Regions from separate parts of the Homo sapiens genome. Here all the other regions are linked to region 4. A link is an interaction called in ENCODE POLR2A ChIA-PET data of the cell type or tissue named here. Cell type or tissue: HepG2. All regions are shown on one strand.

What was found. Peaks named below come from ENCODE experiments on the same cell type or tissue, not always from the same donor. Only the 100,000 strongest peaks of a DNase experiment are listed, where the experiment ranks them.
Region 1: POLR2A ChIA-PET joins it to region 4 with 9 read pairs; 2 of 35 experiments call an interaction of 5 or more read pairs at or near these places.
Region 2: POLR2A ChIA-PET joins it to region 4 with 5 read pairs; 1 of 35 experiments calls an interaction of 5 or more read pairs at or near these places.
Region 3: POLR2A ChIA-PET joins it to region 4 with 8 read pairs; 1 of 35 experiments calls an interaction of 5 or more read pairs at or near these places.
Region 5: POLR2A ChIA-PET joins it to region 4 with 6 read pairs; 1 of 35 experiments calls an interaction of 5 or more read pairs at or near these places.

Annotation. Positions count from the first base shown.
Region 1 is chr2:226,615,994-226,620,993 of GRCh38, forward strand. No RefSeq gene overlaps it. Among named protein-coding and RNA genes, the nearest start is that of MIR5702, 40 kb to the right of the region's middle. In HepG2, no CTCF peak of the experiment used is centred here; DNase peaks (open chromatin) are centred at 2,968 and 3,338.
Region 2 is chr2:226,028,280-226,033,279 of GRCh38, forward strand. No RefSeq gene overlaps it. Among named protein-coding and RNA genes, the nearest start is that of MIR5702, 630 kb to the right of the region's middle. In HepG2, no CTCF peak of the experiment used is centred here; DNase peaks (open chromatin) are centred at 3,122 and 3,792; H3K4me3 peaks cover 1,954 bases.
Region 3 is chr2:226,157,272-226,162,271 of GRCh38, forward strand. The region is part of intron 2 of LOC646736 (a long non-coding RNA gene); the gene reads left to right. Among named protein-coding and RNA genes, the nearest start is that of MIR5702, 500 kb to the right of the region's middle. RefSeq lists an enhancer at 2,662-2,956. In HepG2, no CTCF peak of the experiment used is centred here; a DNase peak (open chromatin) is centred at 2,770; H3K4me3 peaks cover 407 bases.
Region 4 is chr2:226,731,307-226,736,306 of GRCh38, forward strand. It overlaps IRS1 (insulin receptor substrate 1), which reads right to left. Exons shown (of 2, transcript NM_005544.3): 2 at 6-4,944. Among named protein-coding and RNA genes, the nearest start is that of IRS1, 66 kb to the right of the region's middle. In HepG2, no CTCF peak of the experiment used is centred here; DNase peaks (open chromatin) are centred at 1,715 and 2,065; H3K4me3 peaks cover 814 bases.
Region 5 is chr2:226,581,103-226,586,102 of GRCh38, forward strand. No RefSeq gene overlaps it. Among named protein-coding and RNA genes, the nearest start is that of MIR5702, 75 kb to the right of the region's middle. In HepG2, no CTCF peak of the experiment used is centred here; DNase peaks (open chromatin) are centred at 119, 2,799, 3,609 and 4,189.

The DNA of each region.
Region 1 (5,000 bases), 120 kb before region 4:
GGGACTGAGGCACACACTGGCAAGAAAATTACTTTAGGAACTATCTTCCAGCAGGATCAGGAAAGAACTGGCCTCTGCCGAACACTGCATTCGAGTGAGCTTGTGTCCCAGATATCAGGATATCAGTCTGTCTAGGTCCCAGCTGTATTCCCAGTAACTGGCAGAGTTCCTGGGACAAAGTAGGTACCTGCATTCACTTTCTATTGTCACAGTAACAAATTACCACAAATTTGGCAGCTTAAAACATTTACTATCTCACAAATTCTGTAAATCCAAGGTCCAGGTATAATATATTGTGGCTCAGGGAGAGCCCTCAGCTTAGAGTCTTATAGGCTGAAGTCAAGGTGTCAGCAGGACTGTGTTCCTTTTGGGAAACTTTGGGGAAGGACCCATTTTCAAGTTCACTCAGGTTGTTGATCAAATTCAGTTCCTTGTGACTGTAAGACCGAGGTCCCTGTTTGTTTTCTGGATGTAAACTGAGGACTAATGCAAAAGAGGCCATCTGGCTCATGGCCTCCTTCATCTTGAAAGCCAGCATCGATGCACTGAGGCCCCCTCTCATGCCTTGACTCTCCCTTGCCTCTTCTTCTGCTGTATTTCTCTCTGACTCTTCTCCCTTCCCTTTAAGGGTCCATGTGATTATATTGAATATTCCAGAATAATATCCCTATTTTAAAGTAATCTGCAAAGTCCCTTTGCCACATGAAGCTAAAATATGACAGGTTCTAGGGGTTAGGGCGTGAATATCTTTGGAGGGGGCATTATTCTGTATGCTGCACTTAATTTTTTTTTCTTTTTAAAATTTTATTGTATTTTACTTTAAGTTCTGGGATACATGTGCAGAACGTGCAGGTTTGTTACATAGGTATACATGTGCAATGGTGGTTTGCGGCACCTGTCAACCCGCCATCTAGGTTTTAAGCTGTGCATGCATTAGGTATTTGTCCTAATGCTCTACTTCCCCTTAGTCCCCACCCCACAACAGTCCCCGGTGTGGTGTTCCTCTCCCTGTGTCCATGTGTTCTCATTGTTCAACTCACACTTATGAATGAGAACATGCGATGTTTGGTTTTCTGTTCTTTTGTTAGTTTCCTGAGAATGAAGGTTTCCAGCTTCATCCATGTTCCTGCAAAGGACATGAACTCATTCTTTTATGGCTGTATAGTATTCCATGGTATATATGTGCCACAATAAATTAACACCTAACAGCAGATGTTAATAATATTGTCTAGGCCGTGCAGCAATATACCTGAAGATTGAATTTGATGCATCGGGTACTTGTGTAGACAAACATAAGAGGAAAGAAGAAAACATTATTGCACACACATTCTGTACCAGGCCTAGACTTAAGTGTTTTCTCATGAAAGCTTTCTTTGAACACAGGCTTTGTGAGCAAGCATGTCATCCCTAATTTGTAATGAGGATATTGAGACTCAAATTAATTATGTGACCTGTAGCAGAGCCTTCTAAATTGAAGTTTATGTGGTTTTCTCTCACGCACAGTCTCTTCATGCTTAGATCTGTGCATGTTATACCCAAATGTATTAGGCACATAGACTTTGGAGCAAGAATGCCCAGGCTCAGATTCAGGTCTAGGACTTACCAACTGTATAACCTTGGGCTAAATGCTTCCTATCTCTGTGCTTCTGTTTTCTCATTTGTAAAAACAAAAATGAAGATAATAATTGTACCAGGTTTATAGACTTATCGTGAGGATTAAATGCATTAATATAAGCAAAGCTCTCAGAACATTTCTCTGGGACTGTTAGTTATTACTGTCTTACATGTTTGAGCCATTGGATTTCAACCACATTTGTTACCTTTCAATTGGTAGTTTTTACTAACTTCTCATGAATAGATTTTATCATCTCTGGATATATTTGTGTTTGCACTGCCACATTTATTGTTAGTTTTTCTCCATAAGCCCTACTAAATGATAGAGGAAGTGATAGTGGTAAGACAATACTTTTGAAATGATGACCATACGTAAATAATAGATTAGGAAGGATAAGTGTCACACGAGTCCGCCAGATACCAGAAGGTTTCTCCAGCATGGCATAAGAAGACACAAACCCGAGAGAGGTCAGGGGATCCCAGACAAGGTGGCTGGATGTAAGGAAATCACAGAGGTCAGAGTGGTGTCACTCTCCAGACACCAACCAGCTTCCATCCCCAGCACACTCACACAAGCACAGGCTGTCTGGGCTCCATTTGAGAAACAGAGAGCATGGCCCCACTCAGGAGCAGTGGGGTGGTGTCCATGGATGTCTTCCTTTCAACATCTGCAGACACTGCCCATGGATCATGAAGCAGGAGTATGCTCATCCATTACAAAGTTGTATACCCCATTACCCTCTTTCTCCTCTCTCCCTCTCTCTTTCTACCCCTCTTCCTACTCCCTCCTTTTTGGCACTAAGATTATGAGAGCACCACTCTTCATAGCAAGGAAGACCGCTGTCAAGGTCATGAGGCCCAGGTTGAGCATCCAGCACTACCTGAGCTGACCACTGCTCCCAATCATTTCACACCAGACACTTCTTTCTTGTCTTTGGAAGTCAGAGAAGAAGCAATCATTACTAATCCAATCTGAGTGCCAAGTAATCACCAACAACATGAAGCAGAAACATGAGTCCCAATGGAAATACATTACTGATCACTATAACCTAATGAACACCAGAATGGAACCCACATGGAGACATTTATTCTTGCACTCACAATGAGTGAGATTTCGCTATATTGAAGGAGTACTAAGAACGGCGTTTAAAGAAAGAAGTTATGCGAGGAAAGTGAAATATTTTCATGCTGTCGGTAGTGTGTGAACATTCATTTGATCATTCCATTCTGTGATCTTTTCATAACAACTGTTGGATCATATAGCCGTCCAGCAAACAAGTCTCTTCCATGAATTCTATTTCCCTCTTGGGCCATATGCCAAGAATAACAGATTGAACTTTAACTCCAAGTCTGAAAAGTTTCCTTTTACTGACTAGAGTTCAACCCCAGTCTATTATCCTAAACTAACTGATAAAGCAATCCTTTGATGCTGTCCTTTGAACAAGTTGTGTAAGCTAAAACTCAGTGAGAAAGAAAAAAGCAGCATATAAAGGAAGCTTTTGAGTTAGCAGCTATGCTAATTCTTAATTGCAGACATAGTACAAACATTTCACACCTTAAGGTTGCAATAACAAGACCCACAAAACTTCAAACATAGAGGCAGATATTTCTGAGTTCATTCCTTCATCTCACACAAAAACCTAAGCGGCCATATGTTACCTTATTTTTCCTGAGAGCTATGATTTATGTACATTCCATTTTCCCCTGAATCTGGAAGCAATTACCCCTGAATATGAATGTGACGGCAATAGAGGAGGGAGGGTAGGAAGTGCTGTGTTCACACAGAACAGTGTTTACATCCCTGGCACTCTGAATATACTTCTAATATAGGGTGTGGCTGTTTATGTTGCAACTATTTATTTAAACCTGCTTATTTGTTTATTGCTTCCATGAACCATATGCTAAATTACCAGCCAGGAAAATGTGTGTGAGCCCTTGGCAAAAGTGAGGCAGCAACAACAACAACAACAACAACAACAGCAACAACAACAACAACAAAAGAGGAAGAGGAAGACATAGAAATATTTTGATAGATATTTATTTTAAGAAAATTATTGAAATAATCACTACAGGAAAAACTCAGTACTTTCCTGGACTTCTGGACTTCCTTCTATTTAGTTTAGTGTTATTTGGGTTTGAATTGTATTAGGATGGGAAAGGGCCACAGTAACCTTTTCATTGCCTGGAGCTTTTCAAGGAATTGACCTGGCCCTCCCACTCACTTCCTAGAAAAGAGGGAGCCTCCAGTGTTAATCTTGGGTAAAAACATTCAAGAATGGGTCCTGAGCCAGAGTACCGCCTGGCACATAGTAGGAGTTCAACTGTGAAAGGATAGGAATTGTTATCCCTAGTACTTAGCACGTGCTTTACTCTTTAGTAAGCATCAATATTCAATAATCGATATTCATTGACCTATGACAGTGTGGTGGCAAAGCTTAAGTTTTTCTCCTAGAAAGCCAAGTGAACAACTAAAAAACAAAAGTATTTGCAGATAAATCTATCAGGTTACACACACATACACACACATGCTCATACGCTCTGTGACACGCCTTATAACCAGATTTTTCTGAAGCCACGTAGCTGCAGCCTGCTGTTTTTCTTTATACCAGTAAGTTATTTTATTTTCTCCTCCATGTGTTTTGTTTGATTACATTTGTTGTATCTAATGACTTGACCAGATTGAAGAATGATAGCTGTGGGCTTGCATGGTTAAAGGTGCCTGCAAGCCAGGCACGGTGGCATGCGCCTGTAATCCCAGCTATTCTGGAGGCTGGGACAGGAGGATCCTTTGAGCCCAGGATTTTGAGATCAGCCTGGGCAACACAGCAAGACTCCATCTCAAGAAACTTTTTAACAGGTGCCAGGAAGTTGAACTAGCTATGTTCCCTGAGGTGGCCCATGAATTGGGGTAAGTGTTAGGAAAGAATTCAGGGGCAGCAATGGTTAAGTGGAGGGAACATCCTGACCAAACAGTGACAAGCAGCAGCTAGAAATATTGCATACAGCTATCACAAGGGAGGTCAGAGAGGGATCATGGTCTTTCCTGATGGGCCATGGAGCTTGAAAACAGGGACCTGGCAGCAGGCACTATTTAGTCACTCTGAAAAATGGCCAAGGTGTCTGAGATTAAAGAGTACAGCTCATGACAGGTCTGGACTCAAAGATGCATAAAGTGGACAAAATACAGGCAAGACAAATTCTGCTGTCAAGAACCTGCTGGGCTCCTCTCTTGGGGGGCTAACAGCGCAGCTAGGTTGACAAGGCAGGAATTTAGGCACAAGAGAATTGATAGCCATCTACTAAAACTAGAGTTTGGGGTGGGGACTCTGTGCCATGAACAGGGCAGAAACCCAAGTCAGAACCAAACTGATGCTGGTAGATGCCTT
Region 2 (5,000 bases), 700 kb before region 4:
AATAATTCTGTCACCCAGGTAGTGAGCGTAGTATACAATAAGTAGTTTTTCAGCCCTTACCTCCCTGCCCCCATCTCCCTCATTTAGTAGTCTCGTGTCTATTGTTCCTATCCTTTTGTCCATATGTACCCAATGTTTAGCTCCCTCATGCAGTATTTGGTCTTCTATTTCTGTGGTTAATTCATTTAATAAGCCATTATTTTGATGCTTTTCGTTCCCTCCACAATCCACAGACATTTTTGGGGTTTATCTACAGGCAAAGTCTTAGTTTACTACAGGGGAAGATGTCCTCAGTGTTTTGGTAAAGAGAACAAATGAATGTAGTTCCCTACTGATTAATTGATACAGTGTACACTTATTTTAATGTAGAATGGTCTTAAAGAAATAGAAACAGTTTTAGACAGCTAATCTGCCATCTGGAATATAAGATATAAGTACATGTTCTCTATTAAATTTTAATCAGGACACAACCTGGAGTCTATAAAAGAAATTGCTGACAGATTTGGCTACACAAAAATTCAAATGTCCCTATGATGAAGTTTCCACATTCCAAGTTAAAAGATAAACAACAGGCTAAGAGAAACATTTACACTAAGCAAAAGAAACAAAGGTGTTCATTATAGGTAAAGAATTTCTTAGAATCATGAAGAAAAAGAAAGATCCAAAGAAAAAATGGGGCAAATACGTAAACAGGCAACTCAGAACAAACAAACAAACAACACAAATGTCCAGTGTAGGTAAGACTTGTTCAACCTCAGTAGTAATTTAAAAAGGCAAGTGAGAAAACAAGTTTTTTTTTTTTTACAAAATATTGACAAAACATTTTTTAATTGATAACAAATAGTGATTGAGAGACTGTGCAAAACAATAGTCTAGTCACAGACAACTTGGTGGAATATAAATCGTTTTTGCTCTTTGTGAGAGAACTTTGGTAGTATCCATAAATTTAAAATGCATATATCCTTTCACTTATGGATTTCAGTACAATCTAGCCTATAAAATTACTAGCATGTATGGTCAAAGATGTATACCTAAGAATGTCAGTTTCAGTATTATTTATAATAACAAAAAGCTGGAAATACCCTCATTATGTATCAATAATGTAATAATAAATCCTGAAACGTTATGCACCCGTCAAAAATGAGATAGATTTATAGGTCTTGATTTTTTAAAAAAGATCTCTTTGGTGTAGTAAGTGAACAAAATCACTTCACAGAATAAAACATATAGTATGAGTGAATTTGTAGGTTTCTAAAATTTATATGATTGCATATATACATCTATGCATATAAAAATATTTACAAGGGCTGGATGGATTTTATAAGGGTTGGATGAATACTATTGTGGGGAAGTATGAATTTACTTCTGGGGAAGGGAATCATTTGGGAAAGTGGGACTTCATAAAAGATTTTCATTGTTTAATGTGTATAGCCCTACATTATGTAAATATTCTACGATAAAAATATTTTCTTATATAATTGGAAAAATAAACAATAGATATTAAAAAACCTCCCTAATATTGGAGAAAACAGTAAAGTTAAAGACTTCTTAAGGGAAAAACAAAGCACACCTGTTCTAACTGTAAGAAAAGCTTCTGAACTTCCTGGCTATGCCTATCTTTGACAAAATGCTAGTGCTGTGTTAAAAGAATACATTAAAATTTAACACTTTATGATTAAATGTAAGATTTAGGGTGTGGAGATTTCAAACTGTGAATTTGCGTAAAATTTAGTTTGCTTGTTGCTGCTGTTTTTTTTTTCTTGTAAAGCTGTAGCTGATAAAAAGTCTTGTGAGAGAGAGAGGAGAGAGTAACTGATGCTTAGACAAAATAAAGTCATTATCATATGACAAGGTCTTTCTCATTCCATTCAGGCCCCTTAATAACTTTATTGCATCTCTAGGTATAAAGATCATATCTCACAAGGGAAGAAACTGCATTATATATGCTGGGCAGCTGCCTACCTACCATTCTCATGCATTTGTTGCGAGAGCAACATCTGTGTTCTTTCTACATGTAGAGGGCTCCGCTGCCATCCTTCCCAAAACTTCTGGAGGTCACCGTTTTTACAACAGGATATCTCTCGCACCAGTGACCTGCATTTTAACACTTTGCCCTGTTATCTATAGAAAGAGAGGTTCTTTCCAAATCCCAGGAGTGCGTTAAACGTTATTTCTGAGGTAAATCAGACTCACACAAAGTTAGCGTTCCCCAAAGGGGGGGGGGGGGTGGTGCCTCAGTATAAAAATGTCCCCCAGTGGATAATTCATCATGTGATATTTCAAGCACTGAGAAAGCAGAAGTAACAACATTTGGAAAGAAAGGGTGGAATTTCCTTCCTTTACATGTGTGAGGAGCGCGCGCCTGTGTGTGGGGGGTGGGGTGGGGGGCTATGGGAAGGAGTGGATCTTGTAGTGGACAGCATTCTTTGAATATAAATATACATGTAAACATATAAATATATAAATATATATGCGCGCATTTTTCTCCTGCATAAAGGAGTCAGGCCGATCTCTTTCTATTTGATCTTAATCCCTCTCCCCCGCCAGCGTGGCCCAGGAGCACCCCTCTCTTTCTAATAAACGGCTGGCAGAGCAAGCCGTTCACGCAGTCCCCTTTGATCACCTTGGAGCTGTCAGCCCTTGCTGCTGTTTTCCTCCCAGCTCTTGTTCCTGCCTAAAAGTGGAAGTAATACCCACTGAAAGAAATACCCCAGGTGTCCTGCAAAGCATTAATCTATTTCTTCTTTTTCTTCTTTTTTCCTGAGGCCCACCCTCCCAGCTTGAACAAATCCCCCTCTTCCTCCCTCCTCCCCTCTCTGCAGAATCCCAGTTCCTTTTGAGACACCCTCCACTGTGCTGGCGTGACCCCCTGGGCCCTCGCTGTCTGAGAAGCTACCACCCGGCCAGACAGGGGAGGCTCCGCCCTGCCCCTGCACCCGCCGCCCTCTCCCCGGCCGCACGGGAGCCCGGATCCCGCAGGCATCTGTGTTCGCAGGTTCTGCCGTTTGCTTTCGGGAAGGCGAGCATTGTTTTCCTCTGGATGCAAGCTTTTGCTGACCCACACCCCCCTTCCCCAATGCCTCCGCTTCCCTTCCCCCTTCGGGGACTTGGGATTGCCCTGCAGACTCCCTGGACTTGAGCGTTTTGGTCTCTGGCTGCAGTGTTTGTGAGAGAGGCTGCGGATGCGACCCAGCTCCGGCTCAGCTGCGCGCGTTTGCAAATGCGGCTGCGTCCAGACAGGGCATGGAACACATTTCCAAGCTCACGTCCCCGTTTCTTGTTTACAGCTGAGATTATAAGCAATCTATGTGCCCTCTTATCATCGTGTCAGGCAATGATATATAGTTTGTAAATATTATTTAAAGGAAATGATTTGCAAAGGCAAACAATTTTAAGCAAAGTATATGGACCATGAGGTTTGTCTTTAATGTACTTACCAGAAGGACAGAGAAGGGGGCTGGGAGACCGGAAAATTATGGGGTGAGGTGTGTGGGTGGGGGAAAAGGTGGCGGGGATGACTCAAAGGATTCTGGTGATTCGATGACAGTGACATAACTAATTAAATGTAATGTTGCTTAAAAGCCTTTGCTCTCTTTCTGAAATTGCTCGAAAGTATGCATTATTAAAGAAAAAAAGATAATGTAGAAGGAGGGGGACTTAGAATGACTGAATACAACTCATTGTGCTGGCTCAAAAATGTCAAACTGCAGTGGAAAGAAATACAGCATTACAGGCTGGTGCGCTGAGGCCCCAGCTAGGGAAGGGGGAACTGTTAAGTGGAAAATTCCTGCAGAGGACTCGTTTCCATTTCCAATGGGAAGAAAGAGAGTGTTGTTGGAAGCTGGCAGATCTTTGGAAAATACAGGGGAGCACAGGGAAAATGACAAAAATGATCTCATTGAACTCTGAGAAATCTAGCAAACAAATAGCTTTAGCCAACCTACCACATTCTTATAGTGCCTGTGCCTGCATACCAAGACTGAGAAAGGATGAAATCTCAGCTCTCCCTCTCTCTGGTCCCCCTTGTCTCCTGAGAGGAAAGGAATGATGCTTGAGACACTGGCAGCAGCAGAGGATCATGACTGTAGAAATGTGTCTATGAGTACATGTGTGCTCCTCAAATAGACTTGTGTGCTTAGGGAGATACTTACTTTGCATCCTGAATACTAAAATGATGGTGCAGCTGTATTTGTTGAACACTAGAGGATTTCAGTTTAAGGAGCATTTTTCTGTCCGAAAGAACCACAAATCCTAACAGGAGTCACCAGGTTTTGCCACCCAGGGGTGGTCTCTGTTAGTGGGTTTTCTTCTAAGGATAGCCTGAATTGCATCACGAGCAGCTAGGTGATGGAGCAGGGCGAGAGCAAGCACATCTCAGAAGCTGTGTGCAGGTGTATTCGTATAACCGCGACCAGGAATTTTAGAATTATCATTACATGTTCCAGTGGAGAAAAACAGAGACTAATAAGAAGCCACGTTTTTTCTTATTCTGTAAAGCTTCTGTCAAGAAGAAAGAAAAATGCCAGGCAGTGAATGCACTGCATGTACACAAATGAAGTTCAAACGATCTTCATTTGCTATGCTGATTTTTTCTCTATCAGATCCACAGCACACTGACAAGCTAAAGAAAACTTGTTTTACATTTATGGCTAGGATATGTGTGTATGTGTGTTGAGTAACACTTTTAAATATATTCCTTTCCATAGTAGTCTGATAATTTAATAACTGGTGAATTATATTGAAAACACTTTATTAAAACTATTTGACATTTCAAGTAAACTTTATTAAAAACTACAGATGACTGAATTTACGTGGTCAATATTCTACCTACTGACAAATCCAAAGCATAGATCAGCATATCTTGTATCAGTCCAATGTCTCCTCCAAAAATTTAATTTTATTTGGATATGTAAATTCAATGCTATGATGGACCTTGGGACTTGTAAATTTTACATAGAAAACAATATTTGGTTCAGACCAATTCTTAAGTTATGTCCAAT
Region 3 (5,000 bases), 570 kb before region 4:
TAAGAATCCATGGTACTTATTTGCATAGTCATCTCATGCCCCAAGATATAGCTCAGGCAGAGAAAGAAATCCCTTCAATGAATTTTAAAGAGACAGAATACAAAATTAAGTGGCATTATGGTTACACTCCACGAATCCTATACATTCCTAATGAAGCTTATACTGATTTTTGTCTTTTTTCTCAGCTGTACAAAACTTCTTCTGTGTTTAGTTTGCTTTATCCCAGATCCCCAGTCAGTTCCTAGTGTTCATTCCCAGGTTTGTTCTTGTCCAGAAAGCCTCCTCAGTTCATTCCCTTGCAATATAAACCCTGCCTACCCATCTGGTCTGGCTCAAACCCATTGCTTCAGCTATGTTTTATTTAAATGCACAGTCCACATTGATTCCTTTCTAATTTCTATTGCTTTTTGCAGTACCACTTATTTACAATTGCCATATTCCATTTTTATACAATTTATTTTTTTCTTTTTCAACTTTTTGGTTCAGGGGGGTATGTGTGTAGGTTTGTTGCATGGGTAAATTGCATGTTGCTGAGGTTTGGTATACAAATTATTTCATCACTCATGTTGTGAACACAGTAACTGACAGGCAGTTTTTTGACTCTCAGACTCCCCTTAGCCTCTACCCTCAAGTAGACCCTGGTATCTCTCATTCCTCTCTTTGTGTCCATGTGCACTCAATGTGTAGCTCTCACTTGTAAGAGAGAATATGCATTGGTTTTCCATTCCAGCGATAATTCACTTAGGATAATGACCTCCGGCTGCATCCATGTTGCTGCAAAGGACTGATTTTCCTCTTTTTTTTATGACTGTGAACCACATTTTCTTTACCCAGTTCACTGTTGTTGGGCATCTTGGTTGATTCCATGTCTTTGCTACTGTGAATAGTGCTGTGATGAACATATAAATGCATGTGTCTTTTTGGTAGAGTAATTTATATTCCTTTGGGTAATGGGATTGCTGGATTGAATGGTTATTCTGCTTTAAGTTCTCTGAGAAAAGGCTTTTAATAAAACTCAACATCCCTTCATGTTAAAAACCTTCAACAGACTGGGCATTGAAGGAACATACTTCAGAATAATAAGAGCTGTCTATGACAAATGCACAGCCAACATCATACTGAACAGGCAAAAGCTGGACGCATTCTCCTTGAGCACTACAACAAGAATAACAATGCCCACTGTCACCACTCCTACTTAACATAGTACTGAAAGTCCTAGTCAGAGTAATCAGGCAAGAGAAAGAGATAAAAGGTATCCAAATAGGAAAAGAGGAAGCCAAACTATCTCTCTTCACATATGATATGATTCTATACCTAGAAAACCCCATAGTCTCTGCCCAAAGGCTCCTGCAGACTGATAAACTTCAGTAAAGTTTCAGGACACAAAATCAATGTAAAAGATCAGTAATATTTCTATACAGCAGTAACATCCAAGCCAAATCAAGAATGTAATCCCATTCACAATAACTACAAAAAGAATAAAATACCTGGGAATTCAGCTAATCAGCAAGGTGAAAGATCCCTACAATGTGAATTACAAAATGCTGCTGAAAGAAATCAGAGATGACACAAACAGATGGAAAAACATTCCATGCTTATGGACAGGAAGAATCAATATTGTTAAAATAGCTGTATTGCCCAAAGTGATGTACAGATTCAATATGATTCCTATCAAACTACTAACATCATTTTTTACAGAGTTAGAAAAATCTATTTTAAAATTCATATGGAACCTAAAAAGAGCCCGAATAGCCAAAGCAATTCTAAGCAAAAAGATCAAAGCGGGAGGCATCACCCTACTTGGCTTTAAACTGTAATACAAGGCTGCATGTATTAGTACCAAAACAGCATGGTACTAATACAAAAACAGCATGGTACTAATACAAAAACAGACACATAGACCAATGAAATGGGTTAGAGAACCCAGAAATAAAACTGCACACCTACAACCATCTGATTTTTGAGAAAGTCAACAATAGCAAGCAATAGGGAAAAGACTCCCTATTCAATAAATAATGCTGGGGTAACTGGTTAGCCACATGTAGAAGATTAAAACTGTACCCCTTCCTTTCACTATATGCAAAAAATCAATCCAAGATGTATTAAAGACTTAAATATAAGAACAAAAACAATAAAAACCCTAGAGGAAAACCTAGGAAATACCATTCTGGACATAGATCTTGGCAAAGATTTCACGAGAAAGTCTCCAAAAGCAGTTGCAACAGAAACAAAAAAAACAACAAATGGGAACCAATTAAATGAAAGGGCTTCTGTACAACAAAAGAAACTATCAACAGAGTAAACAGACAACCTACAGAATTAGAGAAAATATTTGCAAACTATGCATCTGACAAAGGTCTAATATCCAGAATCTATAAGGAACTTAAACAAATCATCAGTCTTTTTCTGAAGTTAACAATACATCATATTTCTCTTTATTTTTTTGGAATTGTGGGTAACTTCTAGTCTGGGAAAATATGATGATCCATTTCTTATCATTTCTAGTATAAATGTAAATAAAAATCTTATTTCCAATCATACCTGCATCTACAGGACATAAATCTTGGAATATTATCTGTTTACATGTAAATATCCTAAGCCTATGCTTTAAAGAGATTTCAGTTTTATTTAAAATTCATGCAAGGTTGGAAGGAGCAAAAAGGTGTCTCAGGGGTCTTGTGTATTTTAGAGAGGAATGTCAAGAATGCAGGCTTCCCAGCTTGTAAAACAATAGCTTCTTTGATTGGAAGTTCAGTTGTGCTTTGCCTGACATTTTCTGTTTTTAAATCCAAAGGTAAATTTAACTTAGGGAGGAGATATGTCTGTTTGTCAGCTTCAAAAGCGATTTGTTTTCGTTTTGTTTCTTTTTTTTCCAAGCAGTAAATCTTTTGAAATTTAAACTCTACCCTTGTTTATCACTGCAGTTATTGCTTTAGAGGTTAAAGTTTGTAACATAGTCCCTTCTCTACCCGCTGAAAGACAGGAGACAGAAAAGCCTATTTGAGAAATTCTGTTGGTAAACCTATTCCCAACGACCCTATTTAAGGCAGATTATGCTGTTCAAAACATGCCACTAATCTATATTTTCTTGATATCATAATAAAAGAAGCTGCCATCAACAAAATAGCCCCTTGTCAATCAAACACTTGCCAAAATTATACCCCACTTTTGAGCTCATGCAAAAAAAAAGTTTCCATTGTTTTGTGCCTTTCTCAAATACATATCAACCAACATTAGTAATTAATATCCTCATGACATCCCTCATATTTTTGTACATCTTTCAATATTTGGGTTAATTCTTTTCCTTATGCATATTCCTAAAACACGGAAAAACAAGAGAAAATTCTTGGTACCCATCCTCTAGTATGATTCTATTATTAAATAAATTTTTTTCTAATTTAAAAACTTATCAGGCTGGATATGGTGGCTCATCCCTGTAATCCCAGCACTTTGGGAGGCTGAGGCAGGTGGATCACCTGAGGTCCAGAGTTCGAGACCAGTCTGACCAACATGGTGAAACATCATCTCTACTGAAAATACAAAAATTAGCTGGGTGTGGTGGCAGGCACCTGTAATCCAAGCTACTTGGGAGGCTGAGGCAGGAGAATCATTTGAACCCAGGAGGCGGAGGTTGCAGTGAGCTGAGATTGCACCATAGCCCTCCAGCCTGGGCGATAGGGCGAGAATCCATCTCATAAAAAACAAAAACAAAAAACACTTATCAACTGACACTTCTCATTTACTTTCTCGTGGTAATATTTAAAAAGAAAACAAGAACACCTCTTTTTGAGTCATCAAACATGTAGAATTGAAAGCTAAACCTGAATTTTAATACTATAAATAGACCATTTTCAAATGATTCACCGATTACCAAAAAGTAAAAGTTAGATATGGGAAAATAACTTTTTGGTTTACCGAGAGACTGAGGATCATGGAAGGCTGGACTTGCCTTTAAGATAACAGGAGTGGGCAAATTACAGCACTTGGGCCAAATCAGCCAAAAGGGCAGACCACCCATTTTAGTGTGAGAGCTAAGAATGTTTTCTATATTTTAATATGGTTAAAAAAAATCAACCGAAATTTAAAAGAAAATAGCACTTCATGAAAGGCATGAAACATGAAATTAAGCTCTCAGTGTCCATAAATAAAGTGTTTTTAGAACACAGTCATGGTCAATCATTTGCATATTGCCTATTGCTGCATTCACAAAACAGTGGCGGAGTTGAATAGTTACAACAAAGACTGTATGACCTGCAAAGCCTAACATGTTTACTAGCTGATCCTTTACAAAGAAAGTTAAGATTATGTCTGTTTTCTGAAACAGTTCCACTGATAACAGCACATATATTTATGGACCATTAAGTTGTGATTAAATATGATTGCTATAAATCAAGCCTTGAAATACCATCTGTCTATTCTTCTAAGAATGATGACTTCAACAGCTCTTTGGCACAATAGACAGTGATTTATTTTAACTCTTTTTTGAGTTTTTTGAGATGGGGTCTCACTCAGTTGCCCAGCACGGAGTGCAGTGGCATGATCTTGGCTCACTGCAACATCCACCTCCCAGGTTCAAGCAATTCTCATGCCTCAGCCTCCCCCGTAGCTAGGATTACATGTGTATGTCATCACATCTGGCTAATTTTTGTATTTTTAGTAGAGACAGGGTTTCACCATGTTGGCCAGCCTGGTCTTGAACTCCTGACCTCAAGTGATCCACGCACCTCAGCCTCCCAAAGTGCTGGGATTACAGGCATGAGCCACTGTGCCGGGCCTTCTAATTCTTTTATTCAGTTTCCCTTTGACCAGCCAAATACTTATTTTCAAAACAGGAAAAACTATGAAATATTCCCTTGGGTATGTACTGACTTACCTGTTGATATGTATTTTGCTGAGAATAGATACCAGAATTTAATATATACCAAAACTGGCACTCCAAAGAAGTGTTTATTTATTTTACTTAATTTCTCCCTTGAAACACACCTAATAAAAATGTTCCT
Region 4 (5,000 bases):
CCCAATCAAATGTCTCCGCAAAATTTAATTGGCAGTTTGTTTCATGTCCAGCAATCAAAGACATTAAGGACCACTAATATTTACATCCATGAATTCATTTAGACAGTTTTCTTTAATTGATGATGAAGACACTACAATTCTAAGTACCAGACAGAATCAGGAAAAAAAAAATTGAAAATAAGCATAACACTATAAAGAAAACTTGGAAAAGTGAAACACTTCTAAATAAAAAATATATACCTGGCCTGGCACCCATTACATATATACATAATACATGTTATAAACATATATACAGTAAATGTTTTGGTAGCAATACAGACCATGCATTGGTCTTTGTGTACACAGATGAAGTAGCACCGGGGCAGCACCACCATCTTAAGATGATAAACCAAACTGCACATACATTAAATGAAAATACATATATGTTTAATTTGGCCCACCCTGTAGCCAAGAGGTGTAAGGAAAGTACTTTGCAAGAAAAAATTGTTTTGGGAACTACATTCTTAAGCCAATGGTGAAGTTCTAAAAAGAAAAAGAAAAAAAAAACCCTACAAATGTCTATGCAAATATGGACAAGTTTTCCTGTTTACTGAATTTGTCCTATCCTATGGCATACTCGTTAACAGCATAAGCAAAGAGAGATTTAAATGCCAAGTGAATGGCAGAAGTCTAAAACACCAGATCTTTTGGTGTATACGTCACAAATGGCAAGTCATACACAAACTAGAAAAGAAAGCTAACTCTCCACCTAAGTCATGTGTTTTCTAGTCATGTTAGCTAATTATAAGCTCTTTATTCATAATTAATTCCTCGAGTAGGGTTAAGCACCTCCAATATCATTCCACCTCCTCCCTGCCCCTAATGTGATGCTCTGTTTACAAGTAGTGGGAGACACACAACAGGCTACATATTCTCTACCCATACTTAGGAGACAGACTTACAGAACTACGGAAGGACCACAAAGATCTTCTGTGGCGCTGCCTCAGAAAGGACCCATGGCCCCAGTGTTTATCCTCGGTGTTCTACTCACTATGAAGCTGTTTTTGTTCTCCATAACTGAGCTCACAGTCTAGAGGTCTTTTAGTCTTGGCAAGGTCATATTTCCTCACATTCCTAGAAGAGCATGCTTCTTCCTCTCAAGTTTCTCACAAGCCTATACATCTATATATATATATATATATATATACACACACACACATATGTGTATCTATATATGTGTGTATATATATCTATATATGTGTATATATATCTATATATGTGTGTATATATCTATATATTTGTATATATTCATCTATATATACACACACACATCCCACACACACGTCACATATATATACACACACACAAAGACACACACATGTCACATATATATACACACACACATATATATACACACACACAAACACACACACACACACACACACACATATACAGCATTACCTCCAACTAACATTCATCATTCATGGCATCCTAGGAACATTAACTCCCCTGTCAAGTCATTGCAAAGAAGAAATTTCATATTGGCTTCCACCCATTCTTCTTCCCATTCCTACCAAAAGGGTCACATCTCTCCCCGCCAAGGTCTTAATTCACAGTGTCTGGATTCAGGGCCTCCTTGTGTGATGGACTAACCTACAGAGTGCTCTGCAAAAGCAGCATGAGACCAAATATGGGGTCATTGTCACCAGCAGTTGGAAGACTGCACATGGATACTATTTGTCATGGCTCTCGTTGTCAGTGGATGGTGAAACCCTTTCCCCCCTTTTTTTAACCACCTGCAGTAAATAAATATAAAGTTTCCGACTTTGTGGTATATTGTATTCAAGATGCAAGATTGAATAAAACAGGGCTTCAGTATTGTAAAATACTGTTTCTTACCATACAGAAAAATTGTTTCTTAATACTTCAAATGTCTCAAATTTAAATGATAGCTAGAAGACAAAAGCCAGGGAAAGAAAGGTTAAAAATCTCTACTTCTGGCTAGATGACTTTTAGTAGATCCATTTTTGCAGTCACTGGATTAGTCAAGAGTCCTTGACCTTTGAAAGTCAGCAAGAAATAGCCACAAATGTAACATCAGTACTGATTTCTCATTATTGACTCAGGTGGTTGATCATTAATGGATTCTCTTCACTTCTAGCTGGTTCTAGGGCCATTCTTTTGCCCAGAATGAAGATATCATCAAAGTCATAAAACATATTTGTTCTTTTCGCAAAAGAGGATTTTAAAACTCTGCTTAAGTCTCTAAGGAAAAACGCTGTGAGAGGTTGGTGTCATCAAGAAAAACCCACTAACTTCTAGGTTAACCAGAGGCCACTAGAAGCCTCAATAATGAAAGCCCTTGGCTGGCCTACAAATGCTTTGAAATGGATAAAAGCCAACTCTCCTCAATGGGAACTGAACACAAGGACTCAGCAGCTGACGTTGCTCAAAGGAAACCCTTCGTGTCGCCAGAGTATGAACTTTTGGTTTGAGTACCAGCAACTTCCAGTTTTAAATCGGTAGTTTGATGCCACCATCAAAACCAGCTCAGGCACCACTAGAAGCAGCTTAAATAAGAATTTCTACCTTTATGCTTTTCGACTCAAAAAGTCAGAGAAATAGAAACCAAGAGATAGATTTTTCCAGTCTGTTCATTTCTGCTCTCATTCAAAACATGTTGATAATTCCACATGTAGAGGTATCTCGGTAACACATATTCAAAGTGTAGGTTCCTTGAGAAATAATAACCAGCTTTACAGGAAAATGGTTGGGAGTGACTTTGTTCATTGATTTCTCTTTAACTATTTCAGTCCTCAAAGGAAAAGAGCAGGGCAGCTTGCTCTCTTCTTCCACTAGCAAGAGTATGAATCAGAATGCTTGAAAATATGAAAAGTTAGTTTGACTAAGAAAGTCTTTTTTTACAAGAGTAAAAAACAACTTTCATATCAGATTTTCAAAATGGGTAGTGCTCTCTACTAATAGGAAATGATGTAATTCTGCAAGTTCCTTGAAAACAATGGATTCTTATGACTCTAGACCCTATTTATCTTAGAAATTGATGAGCATGCAAATGATTAAAATCTGCAATAACGGACACTGCACAACAGTCTGTGAGGTACATGCCACCTGGCTGAATGAACAGTAACACGGGCCTCAGCAGTGTGAGGGGTTCCATTTATCTCCGCTCCCTTTTGAGTAGAGCTGGGGTCCCCAAACAGTTCATCAGGAGGCAGCAGCCACTACAATGCCCTCCAACCCTGGCCCCTACCTTGTAGTCCCCACTCCCACCCAGGGAGCTTAGGCGTTCAGAGAAATAAAATGTTGCTCCTCCCAATAGTAGGGATGCGAATTCCTGATAGAGAGATAGAGGCTCCCACAGACTCAGAGGGAGCCTGATATTTGCATTAATTCATTTAACCTTTAGGAAGTTTCCTGGTAAAAAGATTTAAAAATCTGTCGGCAATATCTTTAAATGCATTCATTGCCATTTGTTTTTCACGTGGAAAAAATTCCAAGACGTGTATACTTTCCAAACAAGAAAAGAATTAACATTTTCACTGCTGGCTAGGTGTTTCAGTAGCAGGTCATTAAGCTTTTCTGTGCTCTCTGTACGCTGTGTTTTGTTAACTAATCACTAATAGGCCAGCACCCACCAAGGCAAATGGGCCAATTACATTCAGTTAAATAATGTAACACTGGAAGTTCTCAAAAAATATGAGATAAGGTAAGAGTCTTAGGGAAGGTGACACATAGCCCTGGTCATAATGAAAAACACTTACTGGAATTTTAATTTCTGGTTAGCAACAGCTCACTTGCCTTACCATCTTTCTCAAGACAATGCAGGAAATGAAATATATCATAATGTGTGCACAGAAAAAAATGGTGGGAATAGAGCAGGAAACTTACAGAAGTGGTGGGGGGAGGGGACAGAAGAAAAGATCAACAGTATCTAGTTTATTATGAATAGAAAGACATTTCCAGAATTTACAAACGCCCACATTGTTCATTCCAAAGAGAGCTTTTGAATTGAAGGAATCACCCATCTCCTTCTGTTTACAATACATGCAATGGAAGACTTTAATTTCCTCTTCTTATAATTTTGCTTCCATTCAATTACCAATTTTAAGCTGACATTTGAAAACACCCAGCCAAATATATCCTTCTTCAGTTTAATTAACATGGCCTATTGTCTTACAGGAAAAAATACAAAATTAAGATTAATTCTTATAAGGAACTCAGCTCAACATCAGGTTTATATGACAAGAGATAGTATCAGCAAATATAACTATACAATTGAGAACCATCTATGGCACTATGATTCTTATATTATGTTTTCTGAATTACAATCTTAAAACAAGGATCATACCCTATTCTACTCTTTTAAGCCTTGTTTTAAGCATTTGCTCCACTCTTTACAACAGAACATTGTATACCTCCATCCCACATCCAAAAAAAAGATGTGCTGTAAGAAAAGTTACATTTTCATTTAAAAAATTACACATATAAATCAAAACCTATGTTAAATATTTAATACTCTCTCCACCCAACGTGAACAGTTTTGTATGAAATAATTTACAATGATGCTTTGTCGTACACAGTTTCAGCAGCAGATGAAATGTATCTTGAAAATGCATTGAGAGTAAACCCATTCTCTCATGACACGGTGGTGGGCACATCAGCTCACTGTGGCCAGCTAAGTCCTTAAGGTTGAAGATGAAGTTTATGCAGACTCATTATTCTGGTGTCACAGTGCATTTTTTTTTTTCGCTTGGCACAATATAGAACGTGCAGTTCAGTCAATGAAATCCTGAGGATTGGATAAAGTAAACAAACTGAAATGGATGCATCGTACCATCTACTGATGAGGAAGATATGAGGTCCTAGTTGTGAATCATGAAATATTTAGAGTCTGGGTACCCATGAGTTAGAAGAGGATTTGCTGAGGTCATTTAGGTCTTCATTCTGAAAAGAAAAAGGAAAGAATTCAGCACCACAGGTATCTCAAACTGCACAATCAC
Region 5 (5,000 bases), 150 kb before region 4:
ATTAACACAAAACAACAATTTACAAAGAGACTCTGCCTGGGAAGGAGGGGCTTGGAGGGCCCCCTGCTGCTCTAGTCTTCCCCATGGAGAGCATTCACCAGAATGATCTTTATCAGATTAGCTGGGGTGGTGCCAAGAGTCCGAAGGTTAGGACCAAAGAGAGAGGTATCAAGGGAGGCAGAAGAAAGCCAGAAGCAACACAACAACTGCCTCCACTGCATGATTAATTGAGGAGATAAAGAAAGAGATTTTTAAGCAAAAGGTCTGAAAAGATGAGTAGGAAGAGAAACAGGTTTCAACCAGGAAGGACAAAGTTAATCAGAGTGTTATCAGTCAGAACCTTAAGGCAGATGCTGGGTAGGAAAGAAATCTGGAGCCCAGGTAGTAGACAGGACGAATGCAGCTCCAGGAAGAACACAAGGAAAGGGTAGAGAGGGACACCTTAGTGGGACAGGATGAGTACATCGACAAGTAATTTCCATTTTCAGCATTCCAGGATAATCATAGCAAATCTTATGTTCAAATTTCTAACAACATAAATAATTAGAAGAGATAATAATATCCTTTGTTAACACAATTTCATTATTCTTTTAGTTATTTTGATTTCCATGTGCAGCCCGTAAACCTGCAGGGGATCTTTTTAAAACCAAGCTATTAATTACTCCTTCCAAATGAGGGAAGGAATGAAAGCACAAATTCAGAAACAAAGAGCACCATTCCGATGAGATGATCTGTCCAAACACACCACAGGCCACTATTTTGACTATGCCCACATTAACACCCCACATTTACTTGCTGAATGGTGGAGTAGCTTGATCTTTAGGTGACCTAATAAAGAACTGGGTCTCTGTTGCTCATTGCAAAGTTAATCTCTCTGAATTTCAGTTTCTTCAAATGGAAATCATGAGGACTACGTGAGGCTGAAACACACACACATGCTAACATATGCAGTATCCCGTGCATATTCGGCACTCAGTAAATGTTAATCTCTCAGTCCTTTGCTTTCCTTAGTCTCTTCCTTCCTTGTTTCCATCCCTAATTATAGCAGAACCTGGCCACTTCCCTCTGCACTCACCATAAACACTAACAGCTTTGTATTGCATGCATTTGTAACCCTATCTGTGGTGTTTTTTTGTTTTGTTTTGTTTTTTGTTTTTTTCGTTTTTTGCACTCTGCAGACACAGGCTAGGTCAGAGGGGCCAGGGTTGACACTCTGAGAACAACCCTTAGTCAATACAAGCAAGAATTGGAGGATAAACACTTTCAGTTACCTGACTGCTCAAAGGGCTCATGTCCAAGGCATATTTTATATCGTCTCCAAGATGTCCCCAGCAGAAATGAGCCCCAAATGCCCATATCAACTTAATCATTAACATCCTGTATTGTTTTTTCCCTTCTCTGCCTCAAGTCCCCATTCTTCTCTTGGTTCTTCCTGGCATCACCTCCCAAATACACTACTCCTCACCAAATCCTGACCGGAGTCAGCTTTTGGTGAGACTCAACTCAAGACACTGAGCAACCCAACCAAGTGGTCCCTCCTGCTCCTGAATGGATAAGATATGCCCAAGATTTCACTTGAGATTGGACTGAGTAGAGCTCATTCCCTGGCCCCGGTATTTCAATAGCCCTTTGAAATGCAGCTTCAGCTCTCACTACTCTTCATAAACTCTTTTCTCAGACGTTTCCAACACTCTCGTAATTGCAAATTCACAGTCCTTTGATCCTTGTCATCCCTGCAGAACTCAACACTGATGTCAACCTTTACTTGAAACTCTTCTCCCTTGTTTGTTCTGAAATTCATTCCCTAGTTTTTCTCTGCCTTTTGTCTTCTCTGGATTTCCTTTAAATGCCTGTTCTTTACATGTAGGCTTTCACAAGACTCTCTAACTAGAATTTGCTTCTGACTTTGTATTCTCCTCCTTGACATTCTCATCCACTTTGATATCTCAAAATATCTTCTTTCTGCTTTTGGCACCTAAACCCACATCTTTAACTCTATCTTCTGTCCTTTTGATCAAACTTCTTCTCAGCTATGGAATGATTTAATGCTGGTTGAGTTACTAGTGCCAGTGAATGAACACTGCTCAGACCAATATCAAGTGAAATCTTGCATGTATCTTATCCACTCAAGAGCAAGATAGAGCTATTGATTGGGTTACTCAGTGTTTTGGGTTGAGTTTCACCAAGAGCCAACTGGAGCAAGAATTTGAGGAGAAGTGTGTTATTTGGCAAAGTCCTGGTAAGCATATCTACATAAAAATTCTCCCATCACCTCAAACCCAAGTGTTCCAAACTGAAGTCTTTATCCGCCTCCCCCCGACAAGCCTGTCCCTTGTCCTGTGATTCTTGCCTCAGTTAAATTGCCTCTACCTCCCAGTGATGCTTCATGTTGAAGTCCTCTCTTTCATTCACGTCCTTTTCCCAAGGAGTTTCTCTCATATATGTTGCCTCCTTTCAGGTGTCTTTAGTTCAGAGTTTCATGATCTCTCATCAAGAATAACGCAGTTGCTTACTAACAGCATTGACTTAGCAACTCACCATTCACCATCCATTGCATGTATATAATCACATAGCAAAATTCCCATGTGCTGGGTATTATCATTAGCCCCATTTTAGAAGTGGAGATATTGAACCTCAAAGAGGTTAAGAAGCTTCTTCAACATCACCCCAGCCAGTACTCAGTGTACTGACTAGAAAATCAGCTAGAAAAATCTTGAAGAATTTCCACTATGCTAGATGACTCATTGGAGTGGATTGTAAAGTCCTTCCTGCATTTTATGCATCAGAGGAGAATACACTTTCTACTGCTACAGTAAACATAGTCTTTGAGAGGGTAGAATATTAGCTGGAGCGTGGACTCTGGGCATGGACTCTGGATTCACTCTGGCCTGGGTTTAGATCTCAGTCTTGCCATTTACAAGCTCCATGGGCAAATTAGTAACTTTTCTAAGCCTTCATTTTTCCCATTAATAAAATGGAACTAGTCAAATCTACTTCAGATAACTGTAGTGAGAATTAAATGAAATACTGGAAGAAAAGCATCTAGTATATGCCTGGCATGTTACAGGTGCTCTGTAAATAGTAATGATCATAATAATAATTCTATAAAGTTTTTTTAAACCAAGGAAGAAAACAGAAGGGAGTATAAGGGATGACGTAACGATGTAAAAAAGTAGTTTCTTTTTGAACAAAATTTTAGAACAAATAAAACAGGCAAAATCTCAAATCTGAACACTCACTTAGCAATGCCAAACTAAGGAGTCATTTTCATAAAGGTAGAATGTACTAAAGCAATACTTTATTTGGCCACACCATCTATTTACAAATCTTCACCACTGTCTCTGAAAATGAAGAAATATAGCCCTCATTTGGTTTGGATTCTACCTGTCTTCGCAATTTTCGCAAAGGTTCTCCATCCTTCCCCTTACAAAAAGCTATTTCAGGTCAATCCAAAAAAGTAGTGACAGATCAGGACAGTGACAGATCACTAATGCCTTGAGGCTGGTCTCAGCGCTTACAGGCATGAGTGGGAAAGGCATTAGACTTCATGGTTCTGTCATAGAGGAGCCACGCTCACATGACAATCTTTGGTGGAGTCTATGGTCATATCTTTGTGTCAACCAAATCCACATTCCAGAGCCCATCAGTGATCAATCCACTGTCTGGGTAGTGTGTTGGTATAAGAATAGGCATTCAAACTGGAAAAATGTTGACACAGTAATTTTCTCTATGTGGTTTAAAGAAAAAGTGAGCAGAGATATTATAAAGATGTGAGATTCCAGTGAGACAGAAAAGTATGGCTAGAACCTCAGTGAGAAGAGGTGCTGATCTCAGGAGACAATGACTGAGGCCAGCGTTCTGCTCAGCCAGGGTGGGAACAGTGAGTAGGTTTTACTGAAAATGACTGACTTGAACATTTTCTCATGGTGGAAAAGGGATTCTGGGTTATACAAAGGTTTGGAGTGTAAATCCATTACACATCTGCAATGCTCCCCACCTCAAAAAAAAAAAAAAATATCTAAAGTTAAGTAAGAAGTTTGATCTAAAATGGGCTGGCTATGTTTTGGCAAGTCCAGGAAAATGAGAATGCTTCCATTGGAACTATTTCATTCTCCATTGCAAAACCTAGGCCTCTTTCTTTAGAAGTCCAGTGAACTATCCCTACAAGTTCAAACAGTGTCTGCCCCGGGGTGAAAGGTAGGGAGGACCATGACATAGTAAAATCTAGAGACAGGGAGAAGCCTAGAAATGTGGTGGCACTAACAAAGCACTTTCATCTTCAAAGCTCTTTATAAGTGTTAATTAATTCATCCTTCCCACACCCATATAAGGCAGCAAGAAGAGATCAAAGAGCTCTGCACAGAATTTGGCAGGATCAGCACAGGGAAGCATGTAGCCCACACATTGAAAATAAGGGAGTAAGTAAGCACTTAGTAAGAGCTCTTCTCCCAAGCCCCACCTCCTCACCACCACCTCCAACCCAAAAAAAAGTCACATTGAGGAGATATTCTGGAAGAGAGAGATAATGTAGTATTAGGAAAGACACATTTAGTGACCCCATGTCCCCTTCTAAAAATATAATTAGAGAAGAAGATAAATAAGCTTTAATCCAAATAATCCTCGTTGTTCCTGAGTTCATTAAAACCAAATCTGTTAGAAAAAAAAAAATCCACTACACCAGAAATCACTAGATGATCAAGGAGAAAACAGTTCTGCAGAAGAACAGAATCCAGACCATGGGGGCCAAACATACATAGGTTAATAAATCTGGTTATTTCATCATTCTGCTTTTATTTGTTTATTTGCTTACAAATGTGTGAAAATAGATCTGATTATTTCCAGTAGATTTAGAAACTGATCTAGAAAACATAATTCTTTTGTTTCAGTGGAACTTAACAGAACATTCAAATCTTTTTTAAGAACTCTTTTAAAATATTCTAAAATTTCGAAGTAAGATACCAAGTATTTTTTTTCAACTGTTAGTTTAAGTTCAGGGGTAC